Regions from separate parts of the Homo sapiens genome. Here region 2 is linked to region 1. A link is an interaction called in ENCODE POLR2A ChIA-PET data of the cell type or tissue named here. Cell type or tissue: GM12878. All regions are shown on one strand. Links, peaks and the distances in the headings refer to the core of each region. The heading gives the core; the rest is flanking DNA.

Region 1 (7,956 bases), core at 2,144-6,143:
AGGAGAATCGCTTGAACCTGGGAGGTGGAGGCTGCAGTGAGCCAAGATCACACCATGGCACTTCAGCCTGGGCAACAAGAGCGAAAGAAACTCCATCTCAAAAAAAAAAAAAAAAAAAAATATATTCTTTATTACTTGGTCAATGTAAAAACTGCAGGAAATTAAGATGAAGAAGAAAAAGTAAGGCTGGGTGTGGTGGTTCATGGTTGTAATCCCAGTGCTTTGGGAGGCCAAGGTGGGAGGATCACGTGAGCCAAGGAGTTTGAGACCAGCCTGGGCAACACTGGGAGACCAAAAAAAATTGGGAGACTACAAAAAGATTTAAAAATTAGCCTGGGCGCAATGTCATCCTGGGATCACGCCTGTAATCCCAGCACTTTGGGAGGCCAGGCAGGTGGATCACTTGAGGCCAGGAGTTCCAGACCAGGCTGGGCAACATAGCAAAACTCTGTTTCTACTAAAAATACAAAAAAATTAGCCAGCCGTGGTGGCGCCCACCTGTAATCCCAGCTGTTGGGATCGGCTGAGGCACAAGAATCACTCGAACTGGAGTGGGGGAGGTAGCAGTGAGCAGAGATTGTGCCATTGCACTCCAGCCTGGGCAACAGAGTGAGACCTTGCCTCAAAAAAAAAAAAAAAAAAAAAAAAGGTCGGGTGTGGTGGCTCACGCCTGTAATCCAGCACTTTGGGAGGCCAAGATAGGCAGATCACCTGAGGTCAGGAGTTCGAGACCAGCCTGGCCAACATGGTGAAACCCCGTCTCTACTAAAAATACAAAAATTAGCCGGGGGTGGTGGCGAGCACCTGTAATCCCAGCTACTCAGGAGGCTGAGACAGGAGAATCACTTGAGCCAAGGTTGCACCACTGCATTCCAGCCTGGGCGACAGAGCGAGACTTTGTCTCAAAAAAAAAGAAAAAAGAAAGTTAAAGTTGCTGTTTGATATCATTGTTTTTCTTGAGTGCAGATGGTGATGATAATAAGTTAAACTTATTCATGAACATTTCCTCGATGCTTTAGGACCCCCGGGGGAGGGAGCTGAGATACTCTGTCCTCACCTTACTGATGAGGAAACTAAGCCATAGAAAAGCATCACCTCCTAGGGCACAAGGACAGAGGCTGCCTCTGGGTCATTCAAAGTCTTCTGAAACATCACTTTTCTTGACTGCGCGGCATTGTGTCCACCTGCAAGATGTGGTAGATTTGATGTAACTTGACCTGCTGGAGATTCGGGTCCTTTGCAGTTTTTCATCACGGTGCATAGTCTGGGTAATTTCTTCTTTAGGTTCACTTCCAAGAAGTGGAATTTTGTTCAGGACAGTGCTTGTTTTCACACAGCTTTGGAGAGTTTGTCCTCCGTTGTTACTTTCCTCAAAGGTTAGAATGCTCAGACTCTCACTTTCATTTGAGTTAACTTGGGGGGAAAAAAAGGTTCAACACCAGCTTAATTTTTTTTTTCTTTTTGAGATGGAGTCTCGCTCTGTTACCCAGGCTGGAGTGCAGTGGTGTGATCTCGGCTCACTACAACCTCCACCTCCCGGGTTCAAGCGATTCTCCTGCCTCAGCCTCCCAAGGAGCTGGAATTACAGGGGTGTGGCACCATCCCAGCTAATTTTTGTATTTTTAGTAGAGATGGGGTTTCACCACGTTGGCCAGGCTGTATTTTTAGTAGAGATGGGGTTTTACCATGTTGGCCTGGCTGGTCTCGAACTCCTGACCTCAGGTGATCCACCCGCCTCACCCTCCCAAAGTGCTGGGGTTACAGGCGTGCGCCATCGCACCCGGCCTTCAGCTTAAATTTTTGCTACAGCGTATCTAGGAGTGTCAGTTCCCTTAGCGCTCACCAGCAGCGGGCAGAGGTCTGTTTCGTCGGGCGTGCTGGGCGTCCTGCCTCCCTTCCATGTCCATGGCAGATGTGGAAGTATAATAGCACACTTCCTCTGGAGAGTGGGAGGAAGGAGGGGCAGGGCCCGCGTTCAGGGCTGCTCCTGCCTCACCTCCGAGGTTCCCCAGCCAGGCATAAGTCACTTGCCTAGACTTGGGGAAGGTCTTCCAGTCAGGATGACTTCTCAAACTCTCAGTCCCAGCGCTGGGCAAGGCTGAGTGGGCTCCATGTCATCCCCCAGATTCCCAGGACTCCGGCTCTCTCTGCTTCTGTTTCCGGTGGCTGCTCATCTGGTTCAAGAGGGAATTCCCCTTCCCGGATGTCCTTCGGCTGTGGGAGGTGGGCCAGCCAGTTTGGGCGAGAGGCCTGAAGGGGTGGGCTCACCTGCCCTGGGAGGTTGGGCGGAGAGGGACAGACCCTGGTGGGACCTCAGGCCCAGGCTGGGCTATGACCTCCCTCCCTCCCTCTGTCCCGCACCCTCAGGTGCTGTGGACAGGGCTCCCTGGCCCCAATCTGCACCTGCTGGTGGCCTGCGCCATCCTGGACATGGAGAGGGACACCCTCATGCTGTCCGGCTTCGGCTCCAATGAGATCCTCAAGGTGAGGCTCCGGCCCCGCCCCCGCCCTGTCCCCCCTGAGCTGGGCGCTGCCCAGGGCCGCAGTACCTCCGGGGAGCAGGTGTTTAGTGTGGGATTATTGAAAGCCTGGTTAGTTGGGAGCGCAGTGGGGGTGGGGCCGCGTAGGTTTCCCTTCTGCCCCATGCCATGCCTGCTCCCAGCAAGGTCCTCCGGGCAGGTGGGTGGGGACCTTCCCTCCCCGAGTACGTGCTCAGAATGCTCCCGGAGGCCTGAGAAGCATGTCTCGCCCAGCGCACTTCTGAGCCCCCAGAGGGCCAGCCCGGTGTGTCTTCATTGTTTCCCAGCACGAAGCACAGAGTGGGCGCTCGGGCGGAGGTGGTTGAGTGCCGACTGGCGCCTGACCCACCCCCTCCCGCAGCACATCAACGAGCTGACTATGAAGCTGAGCGTGGAGGACGTGCTGACCCGCGCCGAGGCCCTGCACCGCCAGCTAACCGCCTGCCCCGTGAGTCCCCGTCCGCCCCGCAGCGCCCCGCCCGAACCCCGACCGACCCCCGCCCCCTTCTCACCTTCACCTTCCGCTTTTCGCTTCTCTCATCCCGTGCCTCCAGGAGCTGCCCCACAACGTGCAGGAGATCCTGGGGCTGGCCCCGCCCGCAGAGCCCCACAGCCCCTCGCCCACCGCCTCCCCGCTGCCTCTGTCGCCCACCCGGGCCCCGCCCACCCCGCCGCCCTCCACGGACACAGCCCCGCAGCCCGACAGCAGCCTGGAGATCCTGCCCGAGGAGGAGGACGAGGGCGCCGACTCCTAACCCCGCCAGGCAGCCTCGTTCTGCACAGGCACTTTAGCCCGAGCCAGGCACACCTGCGAGGGGGCAGGTGTGCTCCGCCGCCCTGCTGATAAGCTGGCTTCATTAAACTGACACTTCTCATGTGCAGTTGGCTTCTTGTTGGTGGGGGGAAGGCTGCCAAGTGGGCTCTGACCTGGTTGAGGAGGGGATGGTGGCTGGGCAGAGCCTAGGGTGAATGATTGGGGTTTGTGGAGGCAGGGCTTCCTGAGTTGCCTGATTTGTTTTTTTGTTTGTTTGTTTTATGAGATGGAGTCTTGCTCTGTCGCCCAGGCTGGAGTGCAGTGGCAGATCTCGGCTAACTGCAGCCTCCGCCTCCCGGGTTCAAGCAATTACCCTGCCTCAGCCTCCTGAGTAGCTGGGACTACAGGCGTGTGCCACCACACCCGGCTGATTTTTGTAATTTTGGTAGAGATGGGGTTCCACCATGTTGCCCAGGCTGGTCTTGAACTCCCGACCTCAGGTGATCTGCCTGCCTTGGCCTCCCAAAGTGCTGGTATTACAGGCGTGAGCCACCGCGCCCGGCCTGATTTGGGGTTTTTGGAAGAGGATAGGGTGCTCTGGGCTGTGGCGGCGACCTGGTAGCTGTGTGGGAACACTTCCCGGACATAACCAAGGTGGAAGGGCCTGCAGAGATGCACTCTGGGGAGCCTGCCCTCCCAGCTGCTGCTTGTGAGAAAAATCACCTCCTGTTCAGCCACTGTCAGCTGGGCTTTCTGTTACTTGCATTAGGGCCCATCTGGACTTCAGCCTCGTGACAGAGGTGGTCGCTGTGATTGCCATTTCCCGGTGGTGCAGGGCGTCCTTCCGGTTCCCTCTGTGCGCACCACCCCCCACCCTCCTCTGGAGCCCCACTGTCCAGGAAGAAGTGAGGGGCAGATTTTTGGGGGGGCTCCAGGATGGGCGTGGCGCCTGCTAACTGCAGGGCTAGTGGTTCCGATGCAGGCAAACTGGGGAAGTAACTGAGCCACGGGGGAGGCTGGACCACACGGCTTTTTCCGAAAATACTTTAATGCGAGGTCCTCGTGTGGGTCGTGTTTTGGAGAGATAACTGGCCTTGGACTGGAGGGTGGCTGCCTTCTTCCTTTGCCAGGTCATGCGAGGGGCTGCTGGCCACCCCATGCACATGCCCCTGCCCCTCCATGTCAGATGCGTGCCCCTCGGGGCTGGCCGTGTCCGATGCAGGCCCCTTCCGGCTGTTGATCTTGATGGCGGCGCGCAGCGCCGACTTGACCGCCGTCTCCACCCAGCCGTGCGGGTAGGCGGTGTGCTCGCCGGCAAAGTAGATGCGGCCATAAGGGACCGTCCAGTCATCCTTTTCGGTTTGCCAGAGCGCCGGCGGCTGTACCACAAAGCCACCCTGGCTGTGCTGGTCCTCCGCCCAACGCTTGACGACGCCGGTGCCGTCCCAGAGCTGGCGCACGACAGGCCCGTGCAATGCCGCCACGTCGTCGAGCGCCAAGCGCAACGCCTCTTCCCGGCTCAAGCCGGCGAACGCTGCCGCCGCGTCCGACCACGTGTACGAGGCCAGCAGCAGCGCGCCCTCGCGCGGCGGCGGGTAGAAAATCATGCGCGACGGGCGATCGGTGTTTGAGTGGCCGCCTTCAATGTGCTCCTCGCGCCAGAAGGGCCTGCGGAAGCTTAGGAACACCTTGGTGGCCGGCACGTAGTGCAGCCTCCGCAGCGCCTCCTGCATGTGGCGGGGCAGCGGCGGCGAGAAGGTGATGCGCTTCACCGCCGGTCCGCTCGCCGTCAGCAGCACCACGTCGGCCTTCAGCACCTTCAGATTCCGCGCCGGGGGAGAGGTCTCGATCTGCACGTGCACATCGTGCGGTCCCTGGGTCATCGCCACCACGGGCGCGTTCAACAGCACAAGCCCGGACAGCGAGCTCAGCAGCGCGCGCGGCAGCAGGTCCCAGCCACCCACGATGCGGCTGTACCTGCAGGCGGGGCGGGGCGGGGTGGGGGCGTGACCTGGGCTCTGCGGCCCTGCCCCTCTGCCTTGCCCCACCCACCCCGGCAGCTGGCCCTTATGGGCACCGGCCCGCTCCCCCGTCATCCACCTCTCCCGACCCCGCCCGTCCCTGACATCCCAAAGGCCGCAGGAGTAGTGGATTGTGTCACCAGGGACCCCACCACTTCTCCCCTAGGCCGTGTCCTTTATCTGGGAACCCTTAGCCCCGCGACCATCAATTAGGCCACGCCCTTCACAACAGCCCCGCCCCCAGACCCAGAGGCTCCTCCCACTCCCTGCTACTTTCCCTGATTGCCCCCCGCCCCCCCCCCCTGCCCGCCAGCCCCGCCCCTTACTGGAGTCTGTCGCTGAGGCAGCTGTGGGCCCGGAGGGCCTCGGCGAAGCTGAGATAGAAGAAGCCATCCTCGGACATCACGTCTCCCAGAAGCTGCACGGCCGGCCGGCTCAGGTTCCCCTCCCCGAGAAGATATTCCTGCAGGTTGGGCACAGGCCGAGGTTAGGGCCCAGGCAGGCTGCACCCCTGAGAGAGCCCCTCCGCAGCTGGGCCTCCTGGTCCCATGACATGTCCTTGGACCGTAGGATCCTGTCCCCACTCTCTGACAGATGAGGGAAACGGAGGTCCAGACAGGGGGCGTGTCCAGCCCCCGGGTCAGGCAGGAAGGCGGTGGCAGGACTAGGGTGCCAGGTACCCGCCTTCTGACTCTCTGGGGAAGGCCTCATGGTCACTCTCTTTGCCCTGCATCTCAGCAGAACCAAGATCCCCACTTACCAAGAGCGTGTGCCTTTCAAACTTCTTCATCGCCTTTCTGCAGCCCAGTGCCTTGAGGTCTTTGAGGGCCTGTTGTGGAAGAAGCAGACATGGTGCTGAGCTGCCCGGGCAGCCAGGGTGGAGGCCGGGCCTGGAGCCCACACTCGGCTTCTCCTCGTGGTTCTGCCCACGGCTGGCCATTCACCACTCTCAAGCCCCTGGGCTTTTGCCCACACCATGCCCTCCGCCTTGCCCTCCACGGCAACTCAGATGCCACTGCTCCTCCGATATTACCGAACTGTTAACGCCGCCCATCCCCCCTCATTCGGCTGGCCCGGCTGGTCACAGCTCATCCCGGTTGCGTGTTATTTTGCCTATTTTTCAGCCAGCCAGCCAGACTGTGAGCTCCATGGAGGCAGGGATGTGGGCAGCTGGAGAGGAGACTGGGAGAGGGTCCCAGGCGTGCTGTGTCCTCCCGGGGGCTCAGTGATTATTTGTTGCCTGAATCACTGTGGCCACGGACAGAAGCTGGTCCCCTGTGCCACTGGTCAGTGCTGACAGGGCATGATGGCTGAGAAGTTTATCTACCGTCCGTCCCCTGCCCACAGCCCTCCTGTAGCTCCCCAGTGCCTGGAGCCACAGAATTCTTGCCCCTCAGCCTCATGTTCAAGGCCCCTGCTAGCCCCTCAATGTCTTTTTTTTTTTTTTTTTTTTTTGAGATGGAGTGTCGCTCTGTTGCCCAGGCTGGAGTGCAGTGGCGCCATCTCAGCTCACTGAAACCTCTGCCTCCCAGGTTCAAGTGATTCTCCCACCTCACCCTCCCAAGTAGCTGGGATTACAGGCGCCTGCCACCACACCTGGCTCATTTTTGCATTTTTAGTAGAGACAGGGTTTCATCATGTTGGTCAGGCTGGTCTCGAACTCCTGACCTCAAGTGATCTGCCTGCCTCGGCCTCCCAAAGTGCTGGGATTACAGGCGTGAGCCACTGCGTGCCAGGTACCCGCCTTCTGACTCTCTGGGGAAGGCCTCATGGTCACTCTCTTTGCCCTGAATCTCAGCAGAACCAAGATCCCCACTTACCTCAGTCCATGTCTTTTATGGCAGCTCTGGTTCTGTGAACAGTGTACAGTGCCCAGACCACCTGCCCTCAGGGCTCTCCCACCTACACATCTGGCACCTATTGTTTCCCTGCCTGTCTTTGCGTGGCACATGAGTGCGTGTTCTTCAGCACTTTGTTCGAATCTCACCCCCTCCCAGAAGCCTTGCTGCCCCCATCTAATTTCAGCCTTCTTCTTGGTCCACCTGGCTTCCCCCTTCTGGCCAGGACCTCAGAGGGAAGGCAGTGCCCCTTCACTCACTCATGCATCTCGCATCTCTCAGACTCCCAAACCAGTCAGTGTCAAGGCATAGAAATGACCTGGACATGGCCCCCATCCTGGTCTAGAAGGGGAGATGGGCAAGTGGGCTCTGACCTGGGTGGGGAGGGGATGTTGGGTGTGGCCAGTTCCTCCCTAAAGGTATCAGGGAAGGCTTCCTGGAGGAGGGGACATTGGAGCTAGTTCTTGAGGGCTGAGCAGGAGTTCCTGTGTGGGGAAGGGAAAGGCATTCTGGAAAGGGAGGGTGATACACAGGTATAGTGGGTGTGAGGAACACAGAGCTGGGGGCATGTGGACCACCATGAGGACAAAAATTTCTTAGAGGAGAAAAGAGCATGAGGCTGGAGGGGTGCAGAAGGGAAGGCCAGTCAGGGCTCAAAGCTGAGCCTGAAAAGATCAGACTTTGTCCTGGAGGCAGCGGGGAGCCACTGGGGGCTGTGAGCAGCATCACTCTGGGTGTGTGGGAAGACGTTTCTGGTACCAGGCTGGGGAGACTAGAGCCTGGGCAGCTTGAGAGGAGGCTGGGGGAGGGTCCAGGGCAGAGGA
Region 2 (6,830 bases), core at 996-4,995, 170 kb before region 1:
CAAGATCACGCCACTGCACTCTAGACTGGGTGACAGAGCGAGACTCCGTCTCAAAAAAAAAAAAAAAAGAAAGAAAATTCCAGTCTCTAGTGATCCTCCTCTGAGCTCAGAAACACCAGCACCATCTGAGCAGTGCCTCCTCTTCAGAGCCTCAGTTTTTTTTTTTTTTTGAGACAGAGTCTCACTCTGTAGCCCAGGCTGGAGTGCAATGGCGTGATCTTGGCTCACTGCAAACTCCATCTCGCGGGTTCAAGTGATTCTCTTGCCTCAGCCTCCCGAGTAATGGATTGCAGACGTGCGTAACCACGCCCAGCTAATTTTTGTATTTTTAGTAGAGACAGGTTTTCCCCGTGTTGGCCATGCTGGTCTTGAACTCCCAACCTCAGGTGATCCACCCGCCTTGGCCTCCCAAAGTGCTGGAATTACAGGCGTGAGCCACTGGGCCCAGCCCAGAGGCTCAGTTTTATGTCCACTGGCTCCTGATCCAAATGTATAGTTTTTAATAACTCTAACCTTTGTCTTTGTTTTTCATACCCTAGTGAGATAGGAATTTGGCAAGACTGGTTTCCAAGACAACAGGACACAAGACCTCACTCATAAGACAGAAAACAGCAAAAGAAACTGGCTAAAACCAGCTAGAACCAAGAGGACAATGAAAGGGACCTCTGGGGCCGGGCCCGGTGCCTCATGCCTGTAATCCCTGCACCTAGGGAGGCCGAGGCGGGTGAATTACCTGAGGTCAGGAGTTCGAGACCAGCCTGACCAACACGGAGAAACCCTGTCTCTACTCAAAATACAAAATTAGCCCGGCGTGGTGGTGCCTGCCTGTAATCCCAGCTACCTGGGAGGCTGAGGCAGGAGAATTTCTTGAACCCGGGAGGCAGAGGTTGTGGTGAGCCAAGATCGCGCCATTGCACTCCAGCCTGGGCAACAAGAGCCAAACTCCATCTCAAAAAACAACAACAACTAAAAAGGAAGTGACGTCTGGTTACTTTCACTGCTCATTATATGCTAATTGTAATGCATTAACATGCTAAAAACACTGCCACCAGCACCATGACAGTTTACAAATGCCATGGCCATGCTGAAAAGTTACCCTGTGTGGTCTGGACGGGGTGAAAGCCCAGGTTCTGGGAACTCCCTGCCTCTTATCTAGAAAACCCATGTGTAATTCACCTTTTATTTAGCATATATTCAACAACTAACCATTAAAATAACCAACCAACGATCCTCAGAGCTACTCTGCCTATGAGGTTGCTACTCTTACTTTCCTTTCTTTCTTTTTTTTTCCAATTGTAAAGTGCTGATCCTGTTTATTTGGCAGGAAAACGAGACAATCCAGCAGCCCAGGAGGGACAGGTGGACTTAATCCTCCTCCTCGTCGTCTCCAGCCCCACCCTCACCCTGGCCCTTCTTGGCGTTCTTCCTCTTCACGCGGCCGGGGCGGCCACCCCATAGGGAGAGCGCAGAGACAAGTCGATGCGCTTCTGGGAATCCAGGCGGACAATGAAGGACGGGATGTTCGCCACCTGATTGCGGACCCTGACACGGCGCTGGCGGATCAGTACGCCAGCGTGGTGGATGGACTTGGCCAAGCCCAGCTTGAAGACCTGGGTCTGTAGGCGTCTCTCTAAGAAATCCTCTATCTTCAGGCCCAGGATGTAATCCAGCTTCGTCTTGCCCTCATCCAGCACCCCAATGCGGAGCAGCCGCCGCAGCAGGACGTTGCCTTCAAACAGACGCCGTGGGTCCTTCTCATCAAGCGTCAGCAGTTCCCGGGCGGCCTTGCGGATGTTGGCCAAGGTAAATTTGACCCTCTAGACCTCACGTTTGTTCCGGAACCCATACTCGCCGATCAGCTTCAGCTCTTGGTCGAGACGAGATTTCTCGAAGGGTCTCCGCGGGGTCACATAAGTTTTGTGACAAACCCAGCTCCGGGCCACTGGCATGTTGGCTCCGCTTCCCCGTCTGCGCCTGAGTGCAGGACCCGTTCACTGAGAAAGAGCTCCTTTCTTTTTCTTTTCTTTTTTCCTTTTCTTTTTTTTTTTTTTTTCTTTTTTCTTTTTTTTTTTTTTTGAGACAGTCTCGCTCTGTCGCCCAGGCTGGAATGCACTGGCGCGATCTCGGCTCACTGCAACCTCCGCCTCCCGGGTTCAAGCGATTCTCCTGTCTCAGCCTCCCAAGTAGCTGGGACTACAGGCGCCCACCATCATGCCCGGCTAATTTTTTGTATTTTTAATAGAGATAGGGTTTCACCGTGTTAGCCAGGATGGTCTCGATCTCCTGACCTCGTGATCCGCCCGCCTCGGCCTCCCAAAGTGCTGGGATTACAGGTGTGAGCCACCACACCCAGCCCAGCCACACCCTTTATAACCTGCCTTGTCACCTGTCTCAGGCCTTTTCTCGTATTTTACTTTTCTGCTCTTAGTGCCAAAATGCATGCTTATGACGCTTATTTCACTGTTGGACTGGTAGCATTTCTTCTGGCTATTTGAGCAATTTTTGCTATTCTGTATCAGGTAGGGCACTTTCCTTGTTTTGAATTCTTTATTTTGGAGAGGAACCCCTTTGTTCTGACTCTGGGATGCCGGAGTCACATTGTTCCATAGCCTCAGTTGTGCCTTTGGGGTTCACTGTTGGCCACCCTCAGGATGCTCCAGGGTTTTCGGCATTTGGTGTGGGGACCCTTGGTGACTGATATCTGGAGGCCCCAGGTCTTTTGGTATTTGGTGCCCTGGATTCAGGTTGCGTGGTTGTACTGGTAGCCAGACTCAAATTTGTTTTTTTTGTTGTACGGAGTCTCACTCTGTCGCCCAGGCTGGAGTGCAGTGGTGCAATGGCTCACTGAAACTTCCGCCTCCCAATTTCAAGCGATTCTCCTGCCTCAGTCTCCCAAGTAGTTGGGACTACAGGCCTGCACCACCACACCCAGCTAATTTTTTTTTTATTTTTATTTTTATTTTTTTTTTTTTTTGAGACGGAGTCTTGCTCTGTCACCCAGGCTGGAGTGCAGTGGCGGGATCTCGGCTCACTGCAAGCTCCGCCTCCCGGGTTCACGCCATTCTCCTGCCTCAGCCTCCCAAGTAGCTGGGACTACAGGCGCCCGCCACTATGCCCGGCTAATTTTTTGTATTTTTAGTAGAGACGGGGTTTCACCGTTTTAGCCGGGATGGTCTCGATCTCCTGACCTCGTGATCCGCCCGCCTCGGCCTCCCAAAGTGCTGGGATTACAGGCGTGAGCCACCGCGCCCGGCCTAATTTTTTATATTTTTAGTAGAGACGGGGTTTCACCATATTGGCCAGGCTGGTCTTGAACTCCTGACCTCGTGATCTACCTGCCTTGGCCTCCCAAAGTGCTGGGATTACAGGTGTGAGCCACCGTGCCCAGCCTGTTTGAGACCGAGTTTCACTCTGTCGCCCAGGCTGGAGTGCAGTGGTGCAATCTCGGCTCACTGCAACCTCCTCTTCCCAAGCCCAAATGATTCTTGTGCCTCAGTCTCCCGAGTAGCTGGGATTACAGGCGTGAGCCACTGCACCTGGCCAGAAATTTATTTTTGGTTGGAATACTGCCTAGGTCATTACAAACTGGAAAACCAGAAATTTTAGCCTAAAAATAGTTCTTTGCGGCCAGGTGTGGCGGTCATACCTGTAATTCCAGCAGTTTGGGAGGCCGAGGTGGGTGGATCACAAAGTTAGGAGTTTGAGACCAGCCTGGACAGCATAGTAAAACCCCGTCTCTACTAAAAATACAAAAAATTAGCTTAGTATGGTGTCATGCCTTTAGTCCCAGCTACTTGGGAGGCTGAGGCAGGAGAATTGCTTGAGCCCAGGAGGCAGAGGTTGCAGTGAGCTGAGATCATGTTACTGCACTCCAGCTGGGTGATAGAGACTGTCTCAAAAAATATCAATCAATCGATAAAATAGAGGACGTGCGCCTCTTTCTGAGTCTGATTTGGCTTTATGTAAGGATAAGTTTGGCCAGTTTTTGGAGAATCCAGTAATTTATTGAAGAGTTTGTTAAGTTGGCCATGTCCTGTGACCTGACTTGGCATGACTAATGGATATTATTGTCTACCTGCTCTACAGTAGAGGAAAAACAGAGGATTCTAGGCACTCCCCATGAAACCACAAATGGAATGGCCACTTGCAATCAAAGCCATGCCATTTATTGGGAGGAGGGAATGCAACCCCAGATTGGCCCCTGATCTGGTTTTGGCTGTGTCCCTGCCCAAATCTCATATTGAATTGTAGCTCCCATAATTCCCCCATGTCGTGGGAGGAACCCAGTGGGAGATACTTGAATCATGGGGGAAGTTTCCCCCATACTGTTCCGGTAGTGAATAAGTCTCATGAGATCAGATGGTTTTATAAGGAGTTTCCGCTTGTGCTTGGCTCTCATTCTCTCTTGCCTGCCACCATGTAAGACGTGCCTTTTGCATTCTGCCATGATTGTGAGGCCTCCCCAGCTATGTGGAACTGTAAGTCTATTAAACCTCTTTTTCATCCTTTTTTTTTTTTTTTTTTTTTTGAGACAGTCTTGCTCTGTCGCCCAGGCTGGAGTGCAGTGGCACAATCTCGGCTCACTGCATCCTCCACCTCCTGGGTTTAAGCAGTTCTCCTGCCTCAGCCTCCCAAGTAGCTGAGATTACAGGTGCCTGACACCACTCCCGGCTAACTTTTAAATTTTTAGTAGAGATGGGGTTTCACCATGTTGACCAGGCTGGTCTCAAACTGCTGAACTCTAGTGATCCGCCTGCCTTGGCCTCCCAAAGTGCTGGGATTACGGGCATGAGCCACTGTCCCTGGCCAGTAACAAAGTTTTAGAAGTACAGAGTGTTAGGGCCAGGTGTGGTGGCTCACGCCTATAATCCTAGCATTTTGGGAGGCTGAAGTGGGTGGATCACCTCAGGTCAGGACTTGGAGCATTTTGGGAGGCTGAAGTGGGTGGATCACCTCAGGTCAGGACTTGGAAGAAGAGCTGAGGCAGGGCTTGCTTGTCTGACATAATGTAAAAGAGTCTGGAACATGTCCTGGGTCCAGGGTCTCAAACCCCTCGTGGCCTATGGAACACCAAGCTCTGTGCCTAAGGGTGGAAGGCTGCCCTGCCACACTGCAATCTAAGCCCAGGACATAAAACCCCTCGTGGCTTGTAAAGAATCCAGGGCTCTGGGCATAAAACCCCTCATAGCCTCTGGAATGTGTCCAGACTCGCTGGCCCCTTGCTCCTTGCTCTCCCAAGATCATAAACTGGTTGTGTCTTGAGTGAAAAGAACCTGTTCTCCTTTATCTCAACTAGCAGAGCATACGCTAAACCGTCATAGCTACGCTTGGTGCACCACTACCTTTCTACCCCCATGTCCGCACGTCCTCACCACCTGCTTCTTTGTTTGATTACCAATAAATAGTGTGGGCTCCCAGAGCTCGGGGCCTTTGCAGCCTCCATACACCAGCGTTGGCCCCCTGGACCCATCCTATGTACTCTTAACTTGTTTTGTCTCATTCCTTTGATTCCGCCGGACTTCGTAGCCCCCACGACCTGGTGTTGGGTCTGATCACCCCAACAAGCCTGGTCAACATGGTGAAAGCCCGTCTCTACTAAAAATACAAAAATTAGCTGGGTGTGGTGGTGAATGCCTGTAGTCCCATCTACTTGGGAGGATGAGGTAGGAGAATCGCTGGAACCTGGGAGGAAGAGGTTGCAGTGGGCAGAGATGGCGCCACTGCACTCCAGCCTGGGTGACAGAGCAAGACTTCATCTCAAAAAAACTAAATAGGCTGGGCGCAATGGCTCACACCTGTAATCCCAGCACTTTGAGAGGCCAAGGCAGGTGGATCACAGGGTCAGGAGATTGAGACCATCTTGACTAACAAGGTGAAAACCCGTCTCTACTAAAAATACAAAAAAAAAAAAATAAAAAATAATTAGCCGGGCGTGGTGGAGGGCACCTGTAGTCCCAGCTAATCGGGAGGCTGAGGCAGGAGAATGGCATGAACCCGGGAGGCGGAGTTTGCAGTGAGCAGAGATCGCTCCACTGCACACCAGCCTGGGGGACAGAGCGAGACTCTGTCTCAAAAAAAAAAATAAATAAATAAATAAATAAAAAATAAAAAAAGAGGAAAAGGTAGTAGCCCTAACCCCATTGTGTCACTCTCTCTTGAGCCTGCCCACATGCCTTTTTCTTGTGTACTTTTTGCTTTGCAATAAGTCTCCTTACTTTCACTATCTTCTGACTCATCCTTGAATTCCTTACTTCTCGTGATGATGTCAAGAGCCTGGCATTTGGGGACCTCTCACAGCCCACTGGTATCACCTTTTTTTTTTTTTTTTGAGACAGAGTGTTGCTCTGTCGCCCAGGCTGGAGTGCAGTGGGACGGTCTCAGCTCACTGCAACCTCCACCTCCCAGATTCAAGTGATTCTCTTGCCTCAGCCTCCAGAGTAGCTGGGATTACAGGTGCCTGCCACCATGACCATCTAATTTCTTGTATTTTTAGTAAACACGGGGTTTCAACAGGTTGCCCAGGCTGGTCTCAAGCTCCTGACCTCAGGTGATCCGCCTGCCTCAGCCTCCCAGAGTGCTGGGATTATGGGGGTGGGCCACCATGCCCGGCCAACAATGATGTTTCTTTTCCTCGCCGTCTTAGACATTGCTTTAGGAAACACTCTCTATTCGAATTATTTATTAGACCTCGCCTGCTCCCATAGGAAACTTCCCAACTAGACGGCTGTCCCTTTAAAACTGTTTTCCTGCAATGTTACCCACCTGGCCTGGCCTCAGTACTATAATAATACCCATGCCATCTCTCCTACAGGCAATGGTATCTACTTTGT

What was found. Peaks named below come from ENCODE experiments on the same cell type or tissue, not always from the same donor. Only the 100,000 strongest peaks of a DNase experiment are listed, where the experiment ranks them.
Region 2: POLR2A ChIA-PET joins it to region 1 with 13 read pairs; 6 of 35 experiments call an interaction of 5 or more read pairs at or near these places.

The regions. Positions count from the first base shown.
Region 1 is chr19:49,885,351-49,893,306 of GRCh38, forward strand. It overlaps TBC1D17 (TBC1 domain family member 17), which reads left to right. Exons shown (of 17, transcript NM_024682.3): 14 at 2,126-2,223; 15 at 2,368-2,484; 16 at 2,881-2,967; 17 at 3,074-3,400. The coding sequence ends at 3,274. It overlaps IL4I1 (interleukin 4 induced 1), which reads right to left. Exons shown (of 8, transcript NM_152899.2): 6 at 6,055-6,123; 7 at 5,621-5,757; 8 at 4,304-5,250. The coding sequence ends at 4,320. MIR4750 (microRNA 4750) reads left to right here and starts at 2,825; the gene lies at 2,825-2,880. It overlaps LOC124904743 (a long non-coding RNA gene), which reads right to left and starts at 2,126. Exons shown (of 4, transcript XR_007067293.1): 1 at 1,844-2,126; 2 at 1,096-1,413. RefSeq lists enhancers at 4,729-5,396, 5,397-6,065, 6,066-6,732 and silencers at 4,772-4,941, 5,172-5,361. In GM12878, for the core only: a CTCF peak has its summit at 4,870; no DNase peak of the experiment used is centred there; H3K4me3 peaks cover 1,168 bases; H3K27ac peaks cover 619 bases.
Region 2 is chr19:49,718,133-49,724,962 of GRCh38, forward strand. It overlaps the pseudogene RPS9P4. Among named protein-coding and RNA genes, the nearest start is that of CPT1C, 30 kb to the left of the region's middle. RefSeq lists an enhancer at 3,228-3,728. In GM12878, for the core only: no CTCF peak of the experiment used is centred there; no DNase peak of the experiment used is centred there.